Linked DNA regions of Homo sapiens: all the other regions are linked to region 1. The links are chromatin contacts, found by Hi-C or POLR2A ChIA-PET in ENCODE. All regions are on one chromosome and are shown on one strand. Each heading gives the region's core, a stretch centred on a gene start or an enhancer-like site at or near the end of the contact. The rest is flanking DNA. Distances are from core to core; before and after follow the strand shown. Region 1 holds the start of CRACR2B (calcium release activated channel regulator 2B). Region 2 has its middle 9.6 kb from the start of NLRP6. Region 3 holds the start of PGGHG (protein-glucosylgalactosylhydroxylysine glucosidase). Region 4 holds the start of IFITM1 (interferon induced transmembrane protein 1).

Region 1 (3,490 bases), core at 1-2,500:
GAGAGGAGCTGGGGGCCAGGAAGGTCAGCTCCACACACTCCACCGCAGCTAGGAGCCCCCAGGCGCGAGTGCGTGCAGACAAAGCACGGGCCCTGGAGGGAGGAGGACGAGAGGCACCGGCAGCCCTCAGGGCGCCACAAGTGCCAGGCCTCCTGATCAGGCCTCCAGCTCTGGGCAGTGGGGGATAGGCAGGCCACAGGCTCACCCAGGCCCAGGCAGAACTCCCTGGCGGTGAGGAAGCCAGTGTGAGCCCGGTCCAGACTTTCAAACACAGCCTCCAGCTGCTCTGGCGTGAGGGGCAGGTCGCTCTGGAGACCCTGGTCGGGGAAGGAGAGCAGAGATGAGCCGCTGCGGTCAACCCAGGGCCGAAGCAGTCTCTTGGGGTGGGGGACTCACCTGCAGGTCGTGCTTGGTGATGAAGCCCTTAGCCTCCTTGTCACACAGCAGAAACAGCTCCTCAGCCTGCTCCAGTATTGCAGCCCGCGGCCCTGCAGAGCCCCCCTCGAGTTCCCCCTCCTCCTCCTGGGCCTCATCAGCCCCAGGCTTTCCAGGGCTGGCCATGAGAGCAGGGGGCCTCAGCCTGGCCTTCAGGTGCTGTGAAGCCAAGGGAGGGTCAGAAGAAATTCAGGAGGGGAGCGGATGGGGTGCAAGTGTGTCTGAAGGCTCAGCCGAGGGCCCTCCCTGCAGCAGGTGGGAAGGTGGGCGGAAGGCAAGGTGGGACCAGGGGGCTGGGGGTGGAAAATGCTGCAGGCTTGGGGTGTCACTGGGGTGGTTGATGTAGGCTCAGGGCCTGTGGGTACTGCCCCAGTGGGTCTGGCATCTCAGGAGGCTGGAACCCAGGAGGGGCTGCCAACTTCAGGAGAGGAGGAGCTGGAGGTGATGGCAATCTCAGGGGCCAGTGGAGAAGACCTGGTGATAAGGAAGGTGGGGTCCTGAAAGCTGAGAGGAGCAGGCTTGGGGTCAGTGAGGGAGGAGCCCCTCACACTCTGCAACTGGAGATCTGATCCCAAGTGAGGGCTCAGCCAGTCCTGACCAAGTCCTTAGCCCCTGGCCTGGGCCTGTGTGGCCCAGCCTCATGACAGCTGGCAGGCAGGGCAGACTTCTCCCTCCTGCCCACCGGCCCCTCCCTCCCCACAACTGAGCCCACAGAGTGCAGGGGCAAGGTCCCAGCCTGCAGAGCCCTTCGCCTCTGACGCCCCACTCAGGAACACTTCCAGATTCGAGACCTAACACCCTTGCCCCACAACACTGAGGCCCTTCCCCGTTTCAGAACTCCCTGGGGCCTCCCTTCCCACCTCCTTGCAGGGACGCCCCGCCCCCTAACCAGAGCCACCTGTCCTTCACACAATGTCCTGATCCCGGATTTCCCAAAGCTGCTCCCCACCAACACCCGCCTTCCCCCACCGGGGAGCTGGGATCCTCTCCCCTCACTCTCCACCCAGCGTCCTTCCATGTTCCTTAGCCCGGGCGACCTCCAAAGAGGGCAAGTCTGGGCGGGTGAGAGAAGGGGACACGAGAGGCCAGGGCCATTGCCTCCAGGCCACGTTGTTGTCTCGCCCGCCCTCCGGCTTGCCGGCTAGACCTGAGGTCCACCCCAGCCGGAAGCCGCGCGGCAGCAGGGCCCCAGGGAGGTGGGAGGATGGGCTGGTGGGGTGGGGCGGCCAGCCTCCTGTGCTCCCCGAAACTCTGGGGGACAACCCCGCCCTTACCCCTGCCGCCTTGCGCCCCGAGGGGGTAACCGGAGTTCCCGACCGAGACGCTCAGGTTTGGCGCGGGCCACGGCGGCCCGGAGGGGGTGCCGGGCGGGCGGCAGTGGAGGGGCCTCAGCGGCGGGACCAGCGGTCGCCTACCCGCGAGTTGCGCCGCCGCACCTGCCGCGCGCCCGGGCCGCTCCTCCCGGAAACACTGGGCGCGCCCCGCCCCAGCTGGGACCCGGACGGGACGTAGAGGGCACTGGGCCCCGAGCGACCCCTGCCGCTTCGCAGGCACCGAGACCCCCGCTTGGGCCGGCCCCGGGAGGAGCCACTCTGCGCCGCTGTCGCCTGTCCCCGCCTCTCTGCGCTGCCCCGGCGGCCCGATCCCTGGAGGCTCGAGCGAGCAGTGAAGCAACGATATGCCCCAGAGACCCAGGGACCCCCCGGAGCAGGGACAAGGCTGCGGGGGGCGGGCGCAGACACCAGCGCCTGGGAGGGGCCCCTCCTGTCCGGGGGGAGCCCGACTTAAGGCGCCAAAAAGTGTGTGTAGGAAAAAGCCGGGCAGGAAACAGACCAAATACTTTCAGCGGTTATCTCTAGGGGTGGGGAGCCTTTACTTTCTTCTCTATACTTTCCCGGTTTTTAAACAATAAACATGTAGGCCGGGCGCCTGTAATCCCAGCACTTTGGGGGGCTGAGACAGGGGCAGATCACCTGAGGTCAGGAGTTCGAGACCAGCCTGCCCAACATGGCGAAACCCCGTCTCTACTAAAAATACAAAAAATTAGCCAGGTGTGGTGGTGGGCGCCTGTAATCCCAGCACTTTGGGAGGCTGAGCCAGGAGAATCACTTGAACTCGGGAGGCAGAGTTTGCAGTGAGCCGAGATTGTGCCATTGCACTGGGCAACAAGAACGAAACTCCATCTCAAAACAAAACAATGAACGTGTAATGCTAGAAAATGTTTAACTTAGCAGTATTCAGTGTATATGTATGGGTGAACGAGCTGGGGACTCAGGCAGGTCCCACCTCAGTAGCCCCTCCTGGCTCTCCTTCTGGGGCCCAGCCCTGACTGGGGCTCCCCTTGGGGGAGGATTGGAAGGAGGAGCTGCTTGAGGCCCGAGTGAAACCCTCCTGTGGGGGGAGAAAATTCCACCCCAGACCGAGGAGCCCTCCCCAGCCCCAGCCCCAGCCTGGCCCCTGCACCCACCTGAAGGGCTGGAATCACTGTCCCGCCCGGCAACCCTGGGGGGTACAAGGCCTCTGCTTTTCAAGGAAGGGGCCTGGGATCCAGCGTGCGACCCAGCTGAACCACAAAAGGCTGGGCTTATAGGACAGGACCTTGAGACCAAGGGGGGTGGCCTCTGGCACAGGCACATCAGGGACCTGCCTGGCCGGCTCGCCCAGTCCCAGATCCCAGAACCAACCGTTATTGTTGGCAGGGGGCTGCCACCACAGCCACCCCACGCCTTCTGGGAGGAGCAGGTGGGGGCTGGCTCCAGCACCCTCAGGCCATGGGGCCTTTTTGGTTGCCAAGGAGGGCTGGCCTTCTCCCCTCATGGCCTCCCTGCCATGAAGAGGATGCCCTCAGGAAACCACTTCCCCAGCACAGGGCTGAGTCCCCTTCAGCTAGGACCTCACCTGCCTCCATATCCCAGCCCTGCCCTGTGTACTGGCAGGAGGCTGGGCAGGGGAACAAGAAGGTATGTGCACCAGGCCAGAGAGGCTTGTGAGGGTGGGGGGACAGAGAACTTTGGGCCAAACGCCCAAGTGGAGCAGGGGCCCAGCTTTCCCAGGT
Region 2 (3,490 bases), core at 344-2,843, 560 kb after region 1:
ATATTAAAACACTAAGAGTCGGGCCTGAGTGGAGCGGGGCCTCCTCCTTCACATAAATCAACTGGAAATGGACCAAGGCTGACATTTAAGAACTAAAACCATAAAACACTTAGGAAAAAATGTAGGGAAATCTTCATGACCTTGGATGATGATGATGATGATTATTATTATTATTTTTTTTTTTTTGAGACGGAGTTTGCTCCATTACCCAGGCTGCATTGCAATGGCGCGATCCCGGCTCACTGCAACTTCCACCTCCTGTGTTCAAGCGATGCTCCTGCCTCAGCCTACCTAGTAGCTGAGATTACAGGCGCCTGCCACCATGCCCGGCTAATTTTTGTATTTTTAGTAGAGATGGGGTTTCACCATGTTGGCCAGGCTGGTCTCAAACTCCTGACCTCAAGTGATCCACCTGCCTCGGCCTCCCAAAGTGCTGCGATTACAGGCGTGAGCCACCGTGCCCGGCCGACCTTGGATTCTTAGATATAACACCAAAAGCATGGGCAATGACAACAACAACAAAAAGATAAATTGTACTTCATCAAAATTAAAATCTTTTGTGCATCAAAGGACACTATCAAGGGGCTGAAGAGATCACCACAGAATGGGAGAAAATGTTTGCGAATCATATATCTGGTAAGGATTCATATACGTAATATAAAAAGGACTCCTTCAAATCAACAACCAAAACCCAAACAGCACAATTTCAAAATGAGCAAAGGACTTGAATAGACATTTCTCAAAAAAAAAAAAAGATGCGAATGACTGACAAGCACGTGAAAAGTTGCCCAACCTCGTTAGTCATTACAAAAATGCAAATGAAAAGAACAGTGAGATACCTTCTTACCTCCACTAGGATGGCAATTATTATGCAACTAAACAAAACAAACATGAAGAAAACAAGTGATGGGAAGCCTCCCATGTTGCTGGTGGGACGGTAAAATGATGCAACTGTTGAAAACAGTTTGTTTTTTCTTAAAAGACGCGGAAGAATTGAAAACAGGAACTGAAACCACACTCGTGTTCACTTTGCTAGTAGCGTTATTCATAACAGTCAAAATGTGGAAGCAACCAAGTGTTCCTAAACAGGTGAACAGACAAACAAAACTCAGTCTATCCGTACAGAGAAATGCGATTCAGGAATGAGAGCCCGACGCATGGGTGAACCTTGGGCACATCACGCTGAGTGACATGAACCTGACACAGAAGGACACGTACTGTATGAATCCACTTCTATGAAATAATTAGAACAGGCAAATCCGTAGAGACTGAAAGTAGATGAGACACGTGACCAGAGGCTGGGGGGACGGAGGAATGCAGAGTTGCTGTTTAATGGGGACGGAGTTTCTGTCTGACGGATAGAAAGGATTTTGGAAATAGTGGTGATGGTTACACAATATTGTGCATGTAACTAACATCATTGAACTGCACACTTAAAAATGATTAAAACAAAAAGAGTTCTGTTACGTCTGATCCTTTGCCACGATTTTTAAATAGCGCCTGCCCCGTGGTCAGTGCCTCCTGTGTTGGCCGCAATGCTGTGCTCCTCACAGCTGGCGCTGACCGCTATTTCCTGCTCTAGGGCGGTAGGCGGCATCTGAGAGCATGAACAAAATGCCCTACCCAGAAGGAGCTACGTCTTTGTTGGGAGACAGAAAATAAACAGGATACATAAATAAACAACACATGGATTAAACAGTGCCAAGGGCGGGGCGCGGTGGCTCATATCTGTGATCCCAGCACTTTGGGAGGCAGAGGCGGGCGGATCACTTGAGGTCAGGAGTTCGAGATCAGCCTGGCCAACATGGTGAAACCCCGTCTCTACTAAAAATACAAAAATTAGCCAGGCGTGGTGGCGGGCATCTGTAATCCCAGCTACTCGTGAGGCTGAGGCAAGAAAATAGTTTGAACCCAGGAGGCAGAGATTGCAGTGAGCAGAGATCACGCCACTGCACTCCAGCCTGTGTGACAGAGCGAGACTGCGTCTCAAAAAACAAAAACAAAAAACAAACAAAAACAGTGCCAAGGACAGAGCAGAGCGGAGAGAGGAGAATAAACGAGGGGGCAGGTCCGCGGTGGGGACGCAGTCAGGTGCAGGGCAGGGCCGTGGTCTGGCAGGAGCTGGCCCACTCAGGACACAGGAGGCCTGGGTGGCTGGGAGAGCCAGGGGGGCCGAGGAGCGGGCAAGGCTCCCTGGGCTGCTGTGGGGCTGGGGAGGGTGTGAGGGAGGGAGACGTCCGGCTCTCCTGAGGGGAAGGGAATCAGAGAGGGGCCACGCTCTGCACATGCGTAAAAAGGGTGGATCCCATGTGGCGTGTGAGATGAGAAGGGCTGAGGCAAGAGGAGGGATGGAAGTGGGGAACTAGAGCGAGGAACAGGGTTTGCAGGTAACGCCCAAGGCCCAGGTATCCTAGTTTGAGAAGCCTATTTACCAGGGAGCTGGGATGGCCGGGACCAACCCGGGCAGCAGCCGTGCAGCCCCTCCTAGTCACCACCCCCAGCCCAAGGAGGGACAGGTGAGGACTTCAAAGGGCCAAGCCCTCCAGCGTCCTCATCAGAAGCTCAGGTGAGGGCACACAACGTGAATTTACCGTTGCACAGTGCAAGCTCCAGCAAGTGAGGCTCAGCAGTGCCCTTGCAGAAGGAAGTGTTTTCCCCCAGCCTTGTCCCCGCTGCGGTGATTCCCCTCAGGGCAAAAAATCACTCCCCGGAGGCTCCCGCAGTCCCCCAGAACCATTCACTGCCCCATCTCTTCCGGGTCCACCCCACGAAGCTTGATCCACTCTCTTCACCCTCCCGGCTCCCAAAACTGTCCAGGGACCCGTGGAATTTCAGGGTCTAACAGCAGCAAAGCACCTTTTGCTCTCAAACTTCTCTGAAGTTCATTCCGCCCTCGGGCTGGCACGATGTCCTGTCCAGCTCCTCCCGCCTCCTCCTCGCCCCTCCCCCTCCTCCCCTCCTCGCTCCTCCCCCCTCCTTGCTCCTCCCCCCTCCTCGTTGCTCCTCCCCTCTCCCTCCCCCTCCCCTCCCTCCTCGCCCCTCCCCCTCCTCCTCGCCCCCCCTCCTCCTCGCTCCTCCCCCCTCCTCGCTCCTCCCCCCTCCTCGCTCCTCCCCCCTCCTCGCTCCTCCCCCCTCCTCGCTCCTCCCCCTCCTCCTCGCTCCTCCCCCTCGCTCCTCCCCCTCCTCTTCGCTCCTCCCCCCTCCTCCTCACTTCTCCCCACTCCTCCTCGCTCCTTGCCCTTCCTCCTTGCTCCTCACTCCTCCTCCTTGCTCCTCACCCCTCCATGTGGGCTGGAGATTTGTCTGTTTTGCTCACTGACACTTCCCAAGCACCTAGAACAGGGCCTGGCACCCAGTGGGAGCAGCTGATGTTTCCCGAACAAGTGAGCCCAGTAACTTTCAAACAGGCAATGGAAGCGCCAGAGGGCTTCCCCCACTGGCATTATTTTAAATTTTATAGGCAATGACTGAATATGTTAATTTTAAGAAA
Region 3 (2,500 bases), core at 1-2,500, 540 kb after region 1:
GCGAAGGCAGGTGGGTTGCCAAGCTATGGCCTCTCTGGGGCAGGAGTGGACCACCCGACCGCTGCCTCTCCCCACAATGAGGCGGATCCCTCTGGGCCCTCGGCTGCTCGTTCCCGCTACAGCTGCACAGGAGGCCTCCAGGTGGAGGGAAGGGGGGACCCTGCGGGCCTCTGGGGCCTCCTGTCTTAGTGAGACTTCCTGTGTAAACTCAGGAGGTGCTGGTGGGATTCGATGCTGTGGTTGCCCCACCGACCTGGAACAATGCCTGGGGCAGGGGTGAGGCAGGCCAGGTGGCGCTACCTGTGTTGGTGTCCAGGGCGAAGGTCTCGGTCAGCTGCTCCCCCATCCCTGCAGGGGCCTCCAGCCGGACGTTGAGGGGGCTGGGCAGCATGGCCCGGTGCGTGTCCCCGCCAGCCCCATTGTACACGCCGCTCACGTGCAGCGTGTCGTGAAACACTCGTGTGCCCAGGTATGCGTTGGTCACAGTGGCCAAGAGACGGGGGTCACTGGGCAGAGAGTGGGCAGCAAACGTGGTGGGGTCCTCGCCGGCGTCCTCCATGGAGCTGCTGGGCCTGAGCGGCCTGATGGGGTGTCAGGGGCCGCGGGACTGGCTGGGCCTCCCTCTTGAGACCGTCTGTAATCCCCTGAAGCCTCCCTCAGAACTGGGGGGAGTTGCGGAACCAGCTGGGCAGCCCCGATTTTCCTGAGGCCCCTCCTAGACGGGGCCTCGCAGGAAAGGAGCTCGACTCTCAGAGGGGCTCAGACCCCAAAGGTTGATCTCCAGGAACCCAGCTGAGCCCCTGAGTGTGTCTCTCCCTCCTGCTACCTTAGAATTCCAGTCCTAACCCTGCTTTCCAAACGCACCCCCCACAACCCCGGTCTTGCCCCCACCCTCTGTGGTCGGGACCTGCGTCTGTTGGTGGCACGTGGGGGCGGGCGTGTGTGGAGGGTGGGGGGAGCGCTGGGCGGGATGGGGGAGGGAGTCCGGGGCTGCCGGGGCGCCGGGCGGGTGGGGGTCTCGGGGGTGTAGGCGGCTGGGGCAGGCGCGGGTGGGGGAGGGAGGATGGGGCGACCGGGGGCTGGGGGGACGGGCCGGGGCGGCCGGGAGCTGCGGGGCGGGGGCCTCTGGGACTCACCGCAGCCCCACCCGGTCGCCGGGCGCCAGCGTGGGAACCTGTGTCCCTCTGCTCCACGCCAGGGCCGGGAGGAAGGAGGAGCCGCCCGGCTGCCGCGCCACCAGGAAGGTCCGCGGTCCCCGCCCCGAGGGCCCGGGCGGTCGCTGGGAGGCGGGGGCGGTCCCTGGGCGGCGGGGGCGGTCGCTGGGCCGGGCCCGGGGGCGGGACGTGGACTCGCGGCCGCGGCCCCGGCTCCCCTCGGTCCCCGCTGGCAGCGGCCGCGTGGGTCGCGTCCGGGGGCCTGGCGTTCCCTGCACGAAGCGCCCTGAGTGAGCAAAGCTCGAGCCTGGACCCCGAGCTGCGTCCCGGGGCGGCTGTGGGTGGGGCCCGCGGGCCGGGGGTTCCCTCCCGCGCCTCCTCCCTCCGCCCGCGCCCCCGGCCGCCTCCACCTGGGTCCTCGCCTCGCTGTCGCCCGAGGGCTCGGGGGCGCTCCGAGGCCAGCGAGACTCCAGCCCCAGCCGGCGCCCGGGTTCTCGACACCGTCCGGAGAAAGAACTCGGGGTCGGGTCAGAAGGAAGCGAGAGGCTGGAAGCGAAGCGAAGGCACAGACCCGCCGCGCTCGGCGGAGCTTGGGTTTCCTCCCTGGGGGGCGGAATGATCTTTAGGGATTCTGGAAACGAAGGGGACTTCAGGGAACCCCGGCCCCCGCCGCGCCTGCCCCTTCTCCCTTATTGGGCGTTTTGCCGGGAAGGCTCATGGACGTCTCACTCGCACGGGTGTTTGGCCGTTTTCTCGCTCTCGTTTTGGGTTTTCTGTTAAACTGCGGTCCCTTTGCCTCGGTCCTGGTGCAGCTGCTGCTTGGGTTTTCCATCCTCCTGAGACCACCGGTGCAATTCCCAATTCCCATCTCAACGCCACCGCCCACCCGGACGCCGCTGGGCTCAGCCCTGGGCCCGCTCGTCCCGGTATCTCACGCTCCCTGACCCGGCCTCAATGTCCTGACCACTCGGTGCAGCCGGAGACGCCGGGGTCCAGCACGTGCTCGGAAGCCTGCTGCTCCCACAGGGTCCCCAGCACAGGTGAGGACGACTCCGCCCGTCCCGCTGCCCAGGCCGTGAGCCCCGGTTTCTCTCTGTCACCCACACAGCATCCAACCTATGGACAGGTCCTGTGGCTCCACCTCCAACACGCCGTGGGCCCACACCTCCTCCTGGAGTGGCTCAGTCGCTCCCAACTTACGCCTTTGTTGAGAACAGAACCCCCACAACATTTAAGGCAGGCCCTGCACTCTGCCCAGAAGGCAGCCATGGCGCCCAACTCACGGAGGACGATCCAAAAGCGCTCCTCACGCAAGCTCCACCCGGCGCAAACCCCCTCCTGCAACT
Region 4 (2,500 bases), core at 1-2,500, 510 kb after region 1:
ATGAAGTCACAGCATCATCACAAGCACGTGCACTTTATTGAATGACACTGTAGACAGGTGTGTGGGTATAAACTGCTGTATCTAGGGGCAGGACCAAGGGGGCAGGGGCAACAGCCCCAGCGTGCAGGGCCAGCATTGCACAGTGGAGTGCAAAGGTTGCAGGCTATGGGCGGCTACTAGTAACCCCGTTTTTCCTGTATTATCTGTAACATAATATGGTAGACTGTCACAGAGCCGAATACCAGTAACAGGATGAATCCAATGGTCATGAGGATGCCCAGAATCAGGGCCCAGATGTTCAGGCACTTGGCGGTGGAGGCATAGGCCTGGGCCCCGGTCACGTCGCCAACCATCTTCCTGTCCCTAGACTGGGGGAGAGGAGATGGTGAGGGGACCAGGATCCCCCAGCTGAGAGCCGCGTGCTATGGCTCCGTCTCCTCCCCGCCCTGAGATCAGGGACCACCTCCTCCCCTTCCTCACCCGGGCTCAGACTCTCCAGGAGCCTCGGGGCTCATCCTCCTTCTGCCTTGGCCCCAGCACAGGCTGTTCTCCCCACCATGGGGTGAAGTCACCTGTGAGTTCCCTTCTCACTTTCTGGGAGAGCCTGGGTGCCAGTCTGGAAGGTGAGGGTGTAATTTCTTACTGGGCTATAGGGAGAATTGCTCTGGGCTAATGGATAGCCAGGGACAGACTCTGAGCCAGCCAGCCAGCCTCCTGGAGCCTCCTCCTAGACCTGCACTGGGCAGATTCCCCAAAGCCACACACACACACAGATCACACAGACAAAGCTACTGACGTGAGCACACACGGGGCAGAGGTGCACACAAACTCACAGTCACAGGGACACACAAGTCCCCACCCCAGGCAGCATGTGGGCAGGTGGAGCCCCAGGCTCACCGGCACCCCCTGGATTTCCGCCAGGGCCATACGCACCTTCACGGAGTAGGCGAATGCTATGAAGCCCAGACAGCACCAGTTCAAGAAGAGGGTGTTGAACAGGGACCAGACGACATGGTCGGGCACGGAGGTCTCGCTGTGGATGTTGATCACGGTGGACCTTGGAAGGATGGTGCTGGGGGGTGGCCCCAGCACAGCCACCTCATGTTCCTCCTTGTGCATCTTCTGGCTTTGGGGAAGGAAGTGTTGAGTGAAGGTTTGAGAAGTGTGGTTTTCTGCGTGGAGCGAAGGGCCGCTGTGGTGTCCGGATGCTGGGACGGTGCTCAGTGAGACCTCCTTTCCCCTGTCGTTTCAGTTTCTCAGAAGTGTGTATTTCTCTTAAGTTTCTATTTCCTGCTGTTTGTAAATTGGTGAATTAGCCAGGGACCAATGAGGTGTGGTTTAACTTCTTGAGGATCAAATTACTTTATGGCAGGGTGGGAGGAAAGGCTGAAGGCTAAGGAGAGAGGCTTCCTCATCAGAAACTCAAGTCAGGACTAGTGACTTCCTAAGTGTTGGGTTTAGGGGGCCCTGGGGATTTTACCCAGGCTTGGGTTCTGTCCACCCCAGGCCAGCAAGTACAGGACCTCACTGTCCCGGTTCAGGGCCCCTGCCAGGCCCCCACACTCCAGGCGCCAGGACAATCCCCCAAAAGCCCTCACCTCACTTGTCGCAGGCCTCTCTCCTGAAATCCTTGCTCTTTCCTCAGGCTGCAGTCCTGCTCTGTGCGGGTTTGGGGACTAAACCTCCCAGTGTCTCCTGGTGCAGGTCAGAGGCCTGGTGGCCAAAGTTTCCTGCCCCAAAGCAGCCCTCCAGGCCCAGGAACGGGGACTCTGGGGAGAACTGACTCCCCAGAGGGTAGTGTGTTGAGACACGGGGAGGATTCCAGGGCCTGTAGGGGCAGCTTCAGAGCACAGGGCACACATGTGCCACCCCCTACCTTCCGGGTCCCAGCAATTCCCATGGCTTTGGTTGGGGTGAGTGCTGGATGACCTAGGCGTTGGGTCCTAGCCATGCAGGAGAGACCTGGAGGGTTGGCAAAGCCAAGTCTGGGGCTGTCAGGCCTGGGTGCCCCTTCACAGGGACGGGGAATTGTAGACTGAGTAGCAGAAGGGAGCCCTCAGGCACAAGGATCATGAATTACAAATTGCAAATTACATAAAGGAAAAATCAGAGCCCAAAGGTGGGCCTGCAATTATTAATGTAATGTTCTTAAGTTCTCTTTCTGCTTTCGTTTCTGCCTGCTTTAAGTCTGCTGTTACTTTTCTACAGAGATAAAATCCACTGTTTGCATCCAACCATTTCTTTTTATTGTTTGTGTAAACCAATGAATTTGTATTACTATCTCATGGCTGGAGTTCTGAAGTAAAACCATACTTTTGCTTGAGTGTGTATGTGTGTATATGTGCACATACACATATTTCGTTATGTGTTTTTGGCCACAAGTTACCAAATTTAGCTTAAACTTAAAGAGTACTCATAAATTAAATAATAAGCCTAAATGCTTTTCACGTTCATGTGACTTAAGTAGAATCTTTAATAAGCTAGCTTTAAAATTACTGGT

Evidence for each region. A loop is a pair of places that touch in the nucleus more often than their neighbours do. ChIA-PET counts read pairs that join two places held with the same protein, here RNA polymerase II (POLR2A). Pooled maps may share reads with other maps.
Region 2: a loop to region 1 is called in a pooled map, with 4 times the contacts of the local background. The contact joins the enhancer-like site here to the promoter of CRACR2B in region 1. A Hi-C loop is called at or near these places in 2 of 50 pooled maps. POLR2A ChIA-PET finds 5 or more read pairs at or near these places in 2 of 52 experiments (CD4-positive, alpha-beta T cell and CD4-positive, alpha-beta memory T cell).
Region 3: a loop to region 1 is called in a pooled map, with 2.4 times the contacts of the local background. The contact joins the promoter of PGGHG here to the promoter of CRACR2B in region 1. A Hi-C loop is called at or near these places in 1 of 50 pooled maps. POLR2A ChIA-PET finds 5 or more read pairs at or near these places in 3 of 52 experiments (CD4-positive, alpha-beta T cell, H1 and activated CD8-positive, alpha-beta T cell).
Region 4: a loop to region 1 is called in a pooled map, with 3 times the contacts of the local background. The contact joins the promoter of IFITM1 here to the promoter of CRACR2B in region 1. A Hi-C loop is called at or near these places in 4 of 50 pooled maps. POLR2A ChIA-PET finds 5 or more read pairs at or near these places in 3 of 52 experiments (H1, OCI-LY7 and activated B cell).

The regions. Positions count from the first base shown.
Region 1 is chr11:825,679-829,168 of GRCh38, reverse strand. CRACR2B (calcium release activated channel regulator 2B) reads right to left here and starts at 1,250. Exons shown (of 9, transcript NM_001286606.2): 1 at 397-1,250; 2 at 206-317. The coding sequence starts at 561. RefSeq lists enhancers at 1-210, 211-748, 1,289-1,827 and silencers at 1,198-1,287, 1,528-2,147.
Region 2 is chr11:267,019-270,508 of GRCh38, reverse strand. No RefSeq gene overlaps it. Among named protein-coding and RNA genes, the nearest start is that of NLRP6, 9.6 kb to the left of the region's middle. RefSeq lists an enhancer at 960-1,029. Within about 2 kb of position 1,593, at least 26 of the 41 ENCODE cell types and tissues checked have a DNase peak (open chromatin) inside an H3K27ac peak, as active enhancers do; they include CD4-positive, alpha-beta T cell, where a contact is called at or near this core.
Region 3 is chr11:287,876-290,375 of GRCh38, reverse strand. PGGHG (protein-glucosylgalactosylhydroxylysine glucosidase) reads right to left here and starts at 1,250. Exons shown (of 14, transcript NM_025092.5): 1 at 1,137-1,250; 2 at 301-572. The coding sequence starts at 559. RefSeq lists silencers at 1,061-1,120, 1,131-1,660 and enhancers at 1,544-2,073, 2,074-2,500.
Region 4 is chr11:312,790-315,289 of GRCh38, reverse strand. IFITM1 (interferon induced transmembrane protein 1) reads right to left here and starts at 1,250. Exons shown (of 2, transcript NM_003641.5): 1 at 934-1,250; 2 at 18-368. The coding sequence starts at 1,119. The coding sequence ends at 177. RefSeq lists enhancers at 257-416, 947-1,286, 754-1,309, 1,310-1,865.